2 separate regions of the Homo sapiens genome follow, and region 2 is linked to region 1. A link is a contact called in ENCODE Hi-C data. All regions are on one chromosome and are shown on one strand. The core of a region is the stretch at or near the end of the contact, and the rest is flanking DNA. Distances in the headings are between cores, read along the strand shown.

Region 1 (6,492 bases), core at 2,559-5,058:
CACAAACAAATGGAAGAACATTCCATGCTCATGGGTAGGAAGAATCAATATCGTGAAAATGGCCACACTGCCCAAGGTCATTTACAGATTCAATGCCATCCCCATCAAGCTACCAATGACTTTCTTCACAGAATTGGAAAAAACTACTTTAAAATTCATATGGAACCAAAAAAGAGCCCGCATTGCCAAGTCAATCCTGAGCCAAAAGAACAAAGCTGGAGGCATCATGCTACCTGACTTCAAACTATACTACACAGTAACCAAAACAGCAAGGTACTGGTACCAAAACAGAGATATAGACCAATAGAACAGATCAGAGCCCTCAGAAATAACGCCGCATATCTACAACTATCTGATCTTTGACAAACCTGACAAAAACAAGATATGGGGAAAGGATTCCCTATTTAATAAATGGTGCTGGGAAAACTGGCTAGCCATATGTAGAAAGCTGAAACTGGATCCCTTCCTTACACCTTGTACTAAAATTAATTCAAGATGGATTAAAGACTTACATGTTAGACCTAAAACCATAAACACCCTAGAAGCAAACCTAGGCAATACCGTTCAGGACATAGGCATGGGCAAGGACTTCATGTCTAAAGCACCAAAAGCAATGGCAACAAAAGCCAAAATTGACAAATGGGATCTAATTAAACTAAAGAGCTTCTGCACAGCAAAAGAAACAATCATCAGAGTCAACAGGCAACCAAAAGAACGGGAGAAAATTTTTACCATCTACCCATCTGACAAAGGGCTAATATCCACAATCTACAAAGGACTTAAACAAATTTACAAGAAAAAAACAACCCCATCAAAAAGTGGGCAAAGGATATGAACAGACACTTCTCAAAAGAAGACATTTACACAGCCAACAGACATATGAAAAAATGCTCATCATCACTAGTCATTAGAGAAATGCAAATCAAAACCACAATGAGATACCATCTCATGCTAGTTAGAATGGTGATCATTAAAAAGTCAGGAAACAACAGATGCTGGAGAGGATGTGGAGAAACAGGAAAGCTTTTATGCTGTTGGTGGGAGTGTAAATTAGTTCAACCATTGTGGAAGACAGTGTAGTGATTCCTTAAGGATCTAGAATTAGAATTACCATTTGACCCAGCAATCCCATTACTAGGTATATACCCCAAGGATTATAAATCATTCTACTCTAAAGACACATACACATGTATGTTTATTGCAGCACTATTCACAATAGCAAAGACATGGAACCAACCCAAATGCCCATCAATGATAGACCGGATAAAGTAAATGTGGCACATATACACCATAGAATACTATGCAACCATAAAAAAGGGTGAGTTCATGTCCTTTGCAGGGACATGGATGAAGCTGGAAACTGTCATTCTCAGCAGACTAACACAAGAACAGGAAACCCAACACCTCATGTTCTCACTCATAGGTGGGAGTTGAACAATGAGAACACCTGGACACAGGGAGGGGAACATCACACACTGGGGCCTGTCGGAGGTGGGGGGCTAGGGGAGGGATAACATTAGGAGAAATTCCTAATGTAGATGACGGGTTGATGGGTGCAGCAAACCACCCTGGCACTTGTATAGCTATGTAACAAACCTGCACATTCTGCACGTGTATCCCAGAACTTAAAGCATAATAAAAGAAGGAAGGCAAGGAAGGAAGGAAGGAAAGGAAGGAAGGAAGGAAAGGAAGGAAGGCAGGCAGGCAGCCAAGAACATGTAAACAAATATCTGTGGCTTTACAAAAACACAGGAAGAATAGATGAGAAATCATGACATTGTTTACTCACACAGGATTGGCTAGAATGTGTGGAACAAAGGAGGGAAGAAAATTCCCTGAGTATACGTTTTCAGATCTTTTTAATATTCTTTAATTTTTTCTTTTATCCGCTTTTAAGTTCTGGAGTACATGTCCAGGATGTGCAGATTTATTACACAGGTAAACGTGTGTCATGGTGGTTTGCTGCACAGGTCAACCCCATCACCTAGGTATTAAGGTCTAGCATCCACTAGCTGTTCTTCCTGATACTCTCCCTAATATTCTAATACCAAATAAATGTAATTAAGCCAGCAAGGATGGGAAGGGGGTAGGGGGTGGGGAAGACTCATATTAAAAGCAAACTCATCTCTAAACCAGAAATAATAGCAATATCTATACAAGTAAATACATGTACTCAGAACAGTGCCTACTACATGTAAACACTGAACAGGTGTTAGCAACATTGCCATTATTGTGTTAGTATATTAGGTACCTGGTGCTACCGGCAAAACCAGTTTATCATCCAACTGTCTCCAGTGTTGCTACTCAAAGTTTGGTCCTCCAGTAGCCTATCAGGATCACCCAGGGGCCTGTTAGAAAGGCACATCTCAGACCCCACCCCAGACCTACTGAATCAGAATCTGCGTTTTTAACGGGATCCGCAGGTGATTCCTATGCACATTAAAGTGTAAGAAGTACTGGGCTACAGACAGGTATGTGACAAAATAATTTCATAGGATGGCAAAGGCCAAGTGGCAAATGAAGGACACCAGAAATGCACGTCCCAGGAGCCCAACTCCTCCTTAGTAAATTACCCTATTAAGATTTGTTTAGAGATGTTCAAAAGCGTGGAGAAAAGCAAATTTGGTTTCCTCAGCTAGGGACGCGGAGAGTGGTCTGGTGCCCTTGAAGAGATCGCCCTCGTGTGGAGTAGGGAGGGAATCTCTAGCCTTTCCTCTCGGATGAAGAACAGCACCAGCGCTCCCAGCCAAAGGCCTGGCCCAGGTTCTGGAGGTGGGGTCTCCTTGGCAGAAGCCTCTGGTGTCTGCAGGCGTGCATTTACAGCTTTAAGACCAAACAGCTAGTCCGCCACGTGTCACTACAGTGTGCACGCGCAGAAATGCACAAAGCAAAAAAAAAAAAAAAGATGCTCTTAATGAACCAACTATAATCCTTGCTAAGGCATAAAGCCAGAGGGAAGTATGTATCTGAAATCATTTTCTACCCCTCACCCTCTTGGAGCCCGGCACTCTGGCTGCGGTGCTCTCTTGTATCCCAGTTGCTAGATGCAAAACAAGCTATTTCCTATCTAATTTTTTTTTTTAAGAGACGGAGTCTCGCTTTGTTGCCCAGGCTGGTCTCAAACTCCTGGACTCAAGCAATTCTCCCAGCTTGGGGTAACGTGTTACATTATTCTACTTAATAAAAAGCAAAAGTTGTTTTATAAATTCTAACTTAAATGCCCAGAAAATAACTTATCATGCATTGCCTTGTCGTGCAATAGTCAATATTTGCAAACCAAGTGTTAACCAAAGGCAGTTCATCAAAGATTTTTGAAAATTAAAAAAAAAAAAAAACTCATACTCACATTGTCCTCAGGATTTCCTGTTTTCGAAATGTTCCTGTACGAATCGGAGTCTCTATAATGATTGTAATTGAAAAGATAAGTCAGGTTTTTTGTGTTTTTTTTTCATTTTAAAATCATAATACGCAATGTTTTCCACTTGAACGCTATACCTTGTGTATTGTGCTTGCTTCAGCCTCGAGCCTCTACTGATGTTCCACCTCAAGGCGACAGGAATGCCACCTGGAGAAACTCCTGGGCGGTATGGGAAGAAAGCCGGTCTCATCAGAGTATATTTGCGGGGATCGACGACCAAGGTGTTAAATTCCAAGCACGCTTTGGAAAGTTCTAGGTGCTTGGGAAGAGATCCGTAGGCGGCAGGGATGCCCGCGCCCCGGCGTCCCAGCGCGGAGGGTGGCGGCGGGGCCTGGCCCTAGCGGGGCGGGGCGGGCTCGGGTTACCGGGAGTCGCGGGGCGCGGCCGGCACTGCCCGCGGCGCCTCCTCCTAGAGCCGCACCTGGAGGCAGCGCGCGCGTCGAAGAGGCAGCGGCTGTGGAGCGCGGCGGGGCGGCTCCGCCCAGGGCAGCCCGGGCTGGTGAGTGCGCGCGGGCGGCCGCGGGGCCGGGGGTCGCGGTCCCTCGGGAGGGGACTGAGCTGAGGCCCGCGGGCCCACCCGAGCAGGGGCCCTCGCTGTCACCGCCTCTGCCCCTGTCTCCCAGGCCCCATGTCGCGCTTTTTCCCTAAACGAACCGGTGACAGGGCTGACCTGCCCGCACTCTGCTGGTCCCTACGCCGGGAAGGAGAAAGTCTCACGAAGCTCTTTCCTTTGCAACCCCTGTCCCCTTGCCCTCTGCAGCTCCACACAGCATTTTTACTTCCCGTTTGCCTCCTCGAATCCCTTCGGTGCTAATCCAGCCCTTCGCCGTTTCCAGTTTGGGTCTGGCCTGTTTGTATCCAAATCGAATTACACAAAACCAGGCCCTCAGTTCTGCCTCTGGCCCTCTTTCCGGAGACGGGCCCTGCCTCCTCCTGTGCCGGGCTGGGCTTGCCCGGCATTGGCCGCCCGGAGCTCCCAGGGAGCAAGGCTGTGGTCCCGAAACTGGGCCCTCCGCTCAGCGCCGGGCAAGGCTCAAACCCCGGGTCTCTGACTTATCCGGTCACGAAGGGACTGCTCAGAGCCTAACAGCCCTAAAATTTGGTATTGGCCCCCTCCCGGGAAATCCTTCTCCCTACCAATCAGGCATCGCGGCAGGTGCTCTGCCATCATAGAGGCTCTGACACGCTGAACTCTCGAAGCTCGCGGCAGTGTTTATTTTTAGGAGAGATTTAGTTGATCGGGAACCAATTGACTTGGTTGACTGCCTCATCTAGTGCGCACCTGGGCCGGGCCCCGCCGGGAAGGCGTGCTGGACGTTCTCAGTGAGCTCCGAGACCTACAGAAGAAACAGCTGCAAGGATCCGATCAGCTAGCTGTGAAGAAAGCCTCAGATACGCTGTGGGGTGGGCAAAATTCTTTTCCTAGCTTCGATGAGTACTGTGGATTCTAGAATTTAAACAACATTCATGGAGACTCTTAAAACAACAAAAAATATCAACTTTTTGCGGGCACAGACTGAGATTTAGCTTTTTCCTATCTGAAAACTGAACAATGTGCACTAGATATAAATGTATTATCTAAAGTTTAGGAATTTACAGCATAGAAATGCAGGGGAATTCGGAGTATGCAATACGAAGTATCAACCTTTTTGAAAATGAAATTTAAAATGTATTTTTGTCAGGCATTCCTTCTAATTACGGTAGTATTGCTTTGTATCAGAAGACTTTCAGGCAAAGGACAGGAGGGAAGAGAGAGAAATTCAAACTAATTTGCATTAGAAAGAAACTTAGGGTGAAGAATTGCCTAGGTAAGGTTGCTATAGCTCATATCTTAAGTGCACTCTTGGAAAGCTTTCTAGTCTATTAGGTAACACCTGAAGCCCCAATTCTCTTATGTAGCATTTCTTTTTTTCTCTCTTTAACTACTCTGAAACTATACAGAGTTACACGTTCCTCATTAATTTATGAGTGAAACCAAAAGAATTGACTCAATCCAACAAGTATTTGAGTGCTTTTCGCATAGAGGCGCTTTGCTAAGAACAGAAGAATGGAAGACTGAGGAAGTTTCTAACAATCAATGGATTGCCTTGTGAGGTGTAGATGCAGGTGTGCACTGCCTATTTAATTGACGATCAAAGTCAGTTGAGTTTTCATCTCATTCTAAATATCATGTGTTGCCCCCTGGTATCTTAATTTTTCTACCGTTGCAGGTAGTCTGCATTTTAGTAACCCAAGTGAAACAGTTTTCTAGGGAAATCATGATAAATAGGAAGCACGTCCGTATTCCCAGGTGTTCTCATTATCATTAAGTTAATAAAGTTAAGAAAAATAAGATGATGATTTTCCTTTCTTTTGGTTTCAAACTAGTGAAATCTTGCACAAAAGACACAGCATGGATAAATTTAATCATTTTGTGACTCAGAGTACATTTTATGTAAGTCCATTCTGTTGGAGGATAGATCCAATTTCATGAACTCTTTTAATCCTTCTTTTGAAGACTAGTTCCAGGACCAACTTCATAAAATGTTTTATTGTAGGTACCAACAACTATCAACATCATTATCTTCTCCCCACCTTCACCCTTGAAAACAATTGTATTCTAGAGGATTATGAAGGAGGGGACAGGACTCTTTCAAAATCTGGAGGACACTAGGGACTTACCCCAGAAAAAAAATAAAAAAGCTCACCCATTCAAAATCTTGTACACCTTTCAGAGGATTCCTGGTGCCCAGGTTATGAAAGCTCACTTCAGAACGGGTCAGCGAATTAGTCAGAGGATAGGTAGATGGAGGGAAAGGGAAATGAAGCAATGTGGGTAAATTCACAAACTGAGTGGATATGACTTAATTTACTTTCAAATAGAATAAATACATGGCCCCTTGAGTAAGTATTCTGTGAATGGGAAGGAATAATTGTATTCTTTGTAAAAGACTGAAGACAGATTAGCCTAATTAAGTTTTTAATTGATCAAGATCAACTCTTATCTTGAACATTATGAGTCTCTCATTTTTCTACTTTTCTTGCTCTTTTCAAGGCAACTGCTCTAAGAGGATTTGCTCCCACTACTGATGATG
Region 2 (6,492 bases), core at 1,989-4,488, 1.5 Mb before region 1:
TTTTAATAATAAGCTATGGCTGTATACTATGTAAATAGTAACTGTAGTTCTAAGTATTAGTAAATATTAATGGTTAATTAGTATAAAGATTAGCTATAGGGCTTTTATAGCTAGATTCCCTCTTCCCCAACACGCACACATATACCTCCATTCTTATTTATTTATTTAATTTATTCTTGAGACAGTCTCACTCTGTTGCCCAGGCTGAAGTGCAATGGTGCGATCTCTGCTTACTGCAACCTCTGCCACCCAGGTTCAAGCGATTCTTCTGCCTCAGCCTCCCGAGTAGCTTGGATTACAGGTGCACATCACCATGCCCAGCTAATTTTTGTATTTTTAGTAGAGACAGAGTTTCACCATGTTGGCCAGGATGGTCTTGAACTCCTGACCTCATGTGATCCACCTGCCTTGGCCTCCCAAAGTGCTGGGATTTTTGGTGTGAGCCACTGCGCCGGGCCTTCATTCTTAACCTTAAAGAAAGAAAAACAAGCAAGCACTTAGGAAAAGTACAGGACCAACATGGGTCAGACTTGGATTCCAACTGTTCAGATGTGCAGTACTCTGGAGCCCAGAAACACATGTGCACCACCAGCCAGAGGGCAACTGCTTTCAGACAAGCAAAGCTCTGTTCTCAAGGCCCAGAGTTGGGTGGACCTTCCTGTCATGCTCCACCCAATGTGGAATCTGCAAGTTACCAGAGTGGAGTTTCAAGGAGACATCACTGGTTGGGGGTATGGAAAAACACCCCTGCACTTGCATGGCAAATCAAAAGGAACTCTGTATAAGTTTGCTAGGTGCTCTGATCTGAATGTTGGTATCTCCCTAAAATTTCAATATGTTCCAATATGTTGAAAGCTAATACCCGATGTGATAGTATTACCAGGTGGGCCTTCTGGGAAGTGATTAAGTCATGAGGGATCTGCCCACAGGAATGCCATTAATCCATTTATAAAAGAAGTTGGGGGGAGTGCCCTTCTGACCCTTCCACCATGTGACGAAGTGACACAAGGCGCCATCGGTGAAGCAGACAGCAGCCCTCACCAGACATCAACTTTGCTGGAGCCTTGATCTTGGACTTTCCGGCTCCAGAACTGTGAAAAATAACTTTCTGTTGTTTATAAATTGCCCAATCTAAGAAATTTGGTTATAGCAGCCGAACTGAGTAAGTCACTTGGGCTGCCTTAACAAAGAACCACCGACTGGGTGGCTTAAACAACAGAAATTTATTTTCTCACTGTTGCGGAGGCTAGAAGTTTAAGATCAAGGTGTCAGCAGGGTTGGTTTCTTCTGAGATCTATGAGGAAGGATCCGTTCCAGGCCTCCCTCCTTGGCTTGTAGGCCTCCCTCCTTGGCTGTTTTCTCCCTGTGTCTTCACATCACCTTCCCCCATATGTGTGTTTGTGTCCAAATTTCTTCTTCTTCTTCTTCTTTTTTTTTTCCAGACAGTCTTGCTCTGTTGCCCAGACTGGAGAGCAGTGACACGATCTCAGCTTACTGCAAACTCTGCCTCTCGGGTTCAAGAGATTCTCCTGCCTCAGTCTCCCAAGTAGCTAAGATTACAGGCACCTGCCACCATGCTCTGCTAATTTTTGTATTTTTAGCAGAGATGGGGTTTCACCATGTTGGCCAGGCTGGTCTTGAACTCCTGACCTCAGGTGATCCACCCACCTCGGCCTCCCAAAGTGCTGGGATTATAGGCATGAGCCACCGCACCCAGCCCAAATTTCCTCTTCTTATGAGGACCCTAGTCATGTTAAATTAGGCCCCACCCAAATAACATCATTTTAACTTAATTACCATTTTACGGAACCCCATCCCCAAATATGGTTACATTCTGAGATAGTGGGGGTTAGGACTTCAACATATGAATTTATGGGAAGACACAGTTTAGCCCATAACAAGTTTATTCTGTTCACCCTGGTGTGGCCAGGGTAGCTTGCCGGCTTCCTTTCTGGCACATGTGGGTACATGTTCCTCTGAGCTTTCCCTCAATGTCTTCTTTTTCTAACTTCTTATGAAGATATTTAAACATGTGGTAGAATACATACCTATCCATGCACCCACCCTCACCTAAATTCAGGACTGGCTAATATTTGCCAAGTGTCATTTATTTACACATGCACATGTAGGAGACCAGAATATGCTTCCCGTAAATATGAAGGATTGTCGAGCTGAAGACAATTAAGAAGGAGATGGAGAAAGCTCTCTGCCCTCCCTCTATTTGCCTAAAAGCAGGACATAGATTTCCAGAGACAAAAGATATCCTGGCCTCCTCTTCTACCAGGGAGAACAAAGGTTAACTACTAAAGACAGCATTGGACCGTTTGGGCCTGGAGGTGATACTGGAGGAAATCTACACCAAGGAGCTCTCCTAACCAGCCTTTATCTGCCAATTATTTGCCTTCCCACAAGTTGCCACCCCTAGAGACTCAAAGACTATTTACTATGCTTTCGGCTTCCACCAACACATGGGACAGAGCTGTTTCAGGATGGGACCTGGGTTAGGTTAATTCTAGCTTTTTCTGGGCTGTTAGGCTGGAAGTGGCTTCTCAGCAGCAATACCAGCTGGTCGCGAAGGCTTTCTCCAGCAGGGCCCGCCCACAGCCCGCTCCTGCTCTACCTTAGCAGTAGGAAAGCTTTGGCATCCCCAGACGACAGGCTCACCAAGAACTCAAGTGCTCATTCAATAAAACACACACAGCTGAAGGGAAAGTCTGTAATTTGAGTATGTGTGTGGGCAGAACAGTTTCCCACCCCAGCACACTTGATTATTTGTGCTAATGGGGCGGGGGCTGGGGAGGGGGAGTCTGGGTCCCCAGTGTGACCCCCAGACTATTTACACATGGAGGAGCTTTATCTGGCTTTGGGAAGTGTGAGGTCGAGAGGTGATAACTTAGGGTTCCTCCCTGGGCATCAGGGAATCCCTGAAATTCTGTGCACACGTTTTTAGGAGTGGCGATGTATATCTTCCTAGGGAGAGAGGCCCTATTTACTGTCAGATTTTTGAAGGGAGACCCTGACCCCTAAGGTTAAAAATCATTACTCTGTGACTAATCCAGATAAAGTTCTATTGGTTTAGTATTAACTTTAGCTAATTTAAAATAAGTTTACCTTTCCTAAGAGATTTCCGTTCAATTGGCTGGGGATTTGGCTAGGTGGTGGGAAAATGTTAAGTAGAGTGAAAAATGTATCACTGATTAACCAGTGGAAATTTATTACAGCAGTTAAGAGCCCTGGGTCTGGAGCAAAACTGCTGAGGTTTGAGGCCCCGTTTTGCTGCTCACTAGCTACATGATCTTGGGCAAGTTATTTAAGCTCTCTGAGCTTCAGTTTCTTCCTCTGCAGAATGGGGATGAAAGTGGACTACTACCTCATGGCATGTTTTGAGGATGAAATGAGCTAATAAACACAGTCTTCAGCCCTACATTAGGTAAGCCATTCTTATTATTTGTTCTATTATCTATCTATCTATCTATCTATCTATCTATCTATCTATCTATCTATCTATCTATCTTGAGACAGAGTTTAGCTCTGTTGCCCAGGCTGGAGTACAGTGGTGCAATCTCGGCTCACTACAACCTCCGCCTCCTGGGTTCAAGTGATTCTCCTGCCTCAGCGTCCAGAGTAGCTGGGATTACAGGCGTGGGTTACCACGCCCAGCTAATTTTTCTATTTTTTTTTGTAGAGACAGGCACCCTTGATTATTTGGCCCAGCTGGTCTCGAACTCCTGCCTTCTCGAACTCCTGATCTGGCCACCTCTGCCTCCAAAAGTGCTGGGATTACAGGCGTGAGCCACTGCACCTGGCCTATTTCTTATTTAACAAGGTGGAATTGTTATTGGTGGCAGCGCCTTTGTGGCAGGAAGATGTTAAGGCTATGTCCCCTACATCAGAGTAGGCTGGGTTCTCCCATCTCTCTGGGATTCCTCTCTCCTCCCAGACCATCTAAAGCCAGCTTGGTCTTCAGGCTGATTCAAGAAGTACTTTCTCAGTATCTCCCAGCACATTCCACACTCCAACCCAGTTTATCCCTCTCTTCTCAATAGCCTATAACCCCCACGTAAACAAATACCCACACGTATTATGTATATTAGAAATGGGCTGGGCACGGTGGCTCACGCCTGTAATCCCAGCACTTTGGGAGGCCGAGGTGAGGGGATCACGAGGTCAGGAGTTTCAGACCAGCCTGGCCAACATGGTGAAACCCTGTCTCTACTAAAAATACAAAAATTAGCTGGGCATGATGGCCTGTAATCCCAGCTACTCGGGAGGCTGAGGCTGGATAATTGCTTGAACCCGGGAGTCAGAGGTTGCAGTGAGCCGAGATCAAGCCATTGCACTCCAGCTCTAGGTGACAGGGCAAGACTCCATCTCAGAAAAAAAAAAAGAAAAAGAAATGGAGTACTTTTCCTATATCAGGCACTCTGTGTGTGTGTGCATACTTCTATATATAAAACTTCATTTGGTCCTTACAGCAACTCTGTGAGGCATACCTCATACCTTATTAGCCCAATTTTACAGATGGGGAAATTGAGGCACAGATAGGTAAGTGATTATACCTCAATCCACAAAGCTAGTAAACAGTAAATCTGAGATTAAGATCTGCATATTTGAAGCCAATTCACCTTGCTGTTATTTAGTCATTTACTTCCTTGCAACTTCACTTACAGCGTAAGATATTCCTCTTTCTTTCTTTTTTTTTGTAATTGAAACAGGGTCTCACTCTGTTGCCCAGGCTGGAGTGCAGTGGCAAGATCATAGCTCACTGCAGCCTTGAACTTCTGGGTTCAAGTGATCCTCTTGCCCCAGCCTCCTAAGTAGCTGGGACTACAGGCACCCACCACAATGCCAGCACAATTTTTTAACTTTTTGTACAGATGAGGTCTCACTGTGTTGTGCAGGATGGTCTCAAACTCATGACCTCAAGTGATCCTCCTGCATTGGCCTCCAAAAGCATTGGGATTACAGGCATAAGCCACTATGCTTGGCCAGTATTTTGGTTTTCATATTATGTTAAAAAGTCTATAAATTCCTTTAAGACAGAGATGATTTCTTAGACTATTTTTCTTTTTCTTTTCTTTTTTTTTTTGAGACTGAGTTTCACTCTTGTTGCCCAGGCTGGAGTGCAATGGCACAATCTTGGCTCACTGCAACCTCCGCCTCCCAGGTTCAAGCCATTCTCCTGCCTCAGCCTCCCAAGTAGCTAGGATTACAGGCGTGTGCCACCATGCCCGGCTAATTTTTGTATTTTTAGTAGAGACAGGGTTTCACCATGTAGGTCAGGCTGGTCTCGAACTCCTGACCTCAGGTGATCCACCTGCCTCGGCCCCCCAACGTGCTGGGATTACAGGCATGAGCCACAGTGCCCAGCCCTTCTTAGACTATTTTTCATTCCTCATAGAACCTAGGACAATATCTGGGACATAATGGGAACCCAATAAATAGTTGTCTATGAATTGTTGACCGATTATATGTAGATGGGAAGCAGCTAAAATATGTTCACGGTGTTTGTTTAATAATGTAACTATTTTCTTATACTATAAGCAGATTTTTTGGTTTATCATTTCTGCATAACAGGATTTAAACATACATGATATGTTACTATTAATGCTACACTCTTTCTAATGTGTCTATAGAAAGAATAAAAGTATAAGTGAAGTTGGTTGTACAATTATTATTATCACCAGAGCAAGTTGTGCTTGCTCTGAGGCAATTCCTCACTCCGGTTTTAAAATGTTGAGAAGGGTCTGGGCGTGGTGGCTCACGCCTGTAATCATAGCACTTTAGGAGGCCGAGGCGATGGATCACCTGAGGTCAGGAGTTTGAGACCACCCTGGCCAACACGGTGAAACCACGTCTCTACTAAAAATACAAAAACTAGCTGGGTGTGGTGTCGGGTGCCTGTAATCCCAGATACTCGGGAGGCTGAGGCAGGAGAATCGCTTGAATCCAAGGCGAGGAGGTTGCATTTAGCTGAGATTGTGCCACTTGACTCCAGCCTGGGCGAAAGAGTGAGACTCCGTCTCAAAAATAAAATAAAATAAAATATAAATATAAATAAAATTAAAAAATTAAATGTTGAGAAGGAAGAAGAGGAATATTCCCTGTTCTAACTTCTTTCCTTTGATCCTCAGTCTTGAGAATAAATTTATCATCCCCATTCTTATGAGGAAACTGAGGCTCAGAGAGTCCATGCTATTCACCCAGGGAGTGGTGGAATCAGGATTTAAAGGCAGTGTGCTTGTCTCCAAAGCCCCAACTCTTTCTACTAACAGATAATCATGATTTTAAATTCAATACTCTGTTAGTTATCCATTACTATGTAACAAATGACCCCTAAAGGTATCGGTTTATTGATAACATTAAATGTAAACATTAAACAATAAACATTTATTCTGAGGGTCAGGGAATCTGGGACCAGCTTAGCTGGGTAGCTCTGAGGCAGTCTTTCATGAAGTTGCAGCCAGGCTGTTCACTGGGGTTGTGGTCATC

What was found. Hi-C counts contacts between places; a loop is a spot of excess contacts on that map. Pooled maps may share reads with other maps.
Region 2: a map with no recorded cell type shows a loop between it and region 1 (4-fold over the local background). The contact joins the promoter of LHFPL3-AS2 here to the promoter of SLC26A5 in region 1. A Hi-C loop is called at or near these places in 3 of 168 maps with a recorded cell type or tissue (CD8-positive, alpha-beta T cell, MCF 10A and naive thymus-derived CD4-positive, alpha-beta T cell), 2 of 37 single-sample maps with no recorded cell type and 9 of 50 pooled maps.

What each region holds. Positions count from the first base shown.
Region 1 is chr7:103,443,523-103,450,014 of GRCh38, reverse strand. SLC26A5 (solute carrier family 26 member 5) reads left to right here and starts at 3,808. Exons shown (of 20, transcript NM_198999.3): 1 at 3,808-3,917. SLC26A5-AS1 (SLC26A5 antisense RNA 1) reads right to left here and starts at 4,808. Exons shown (of 4, transcript NR_110141.1): 1 at 3,496-4,808; 2 at 3,347-3,398. RefSeq lists a silencer at 3,733-3,802 and an enhancer at 3,859-4,435.
Region 2 is chr7:104,923,391-104,929,882 of GRCh38, reverse strand. It overlaps LHFPL3-AS2 (LHFPL3 antisense RNA 2), which reads left to right and starts at 3,238. Exons shown (of 4, transcript NR_027374.1): 1 at 3,238-3,430.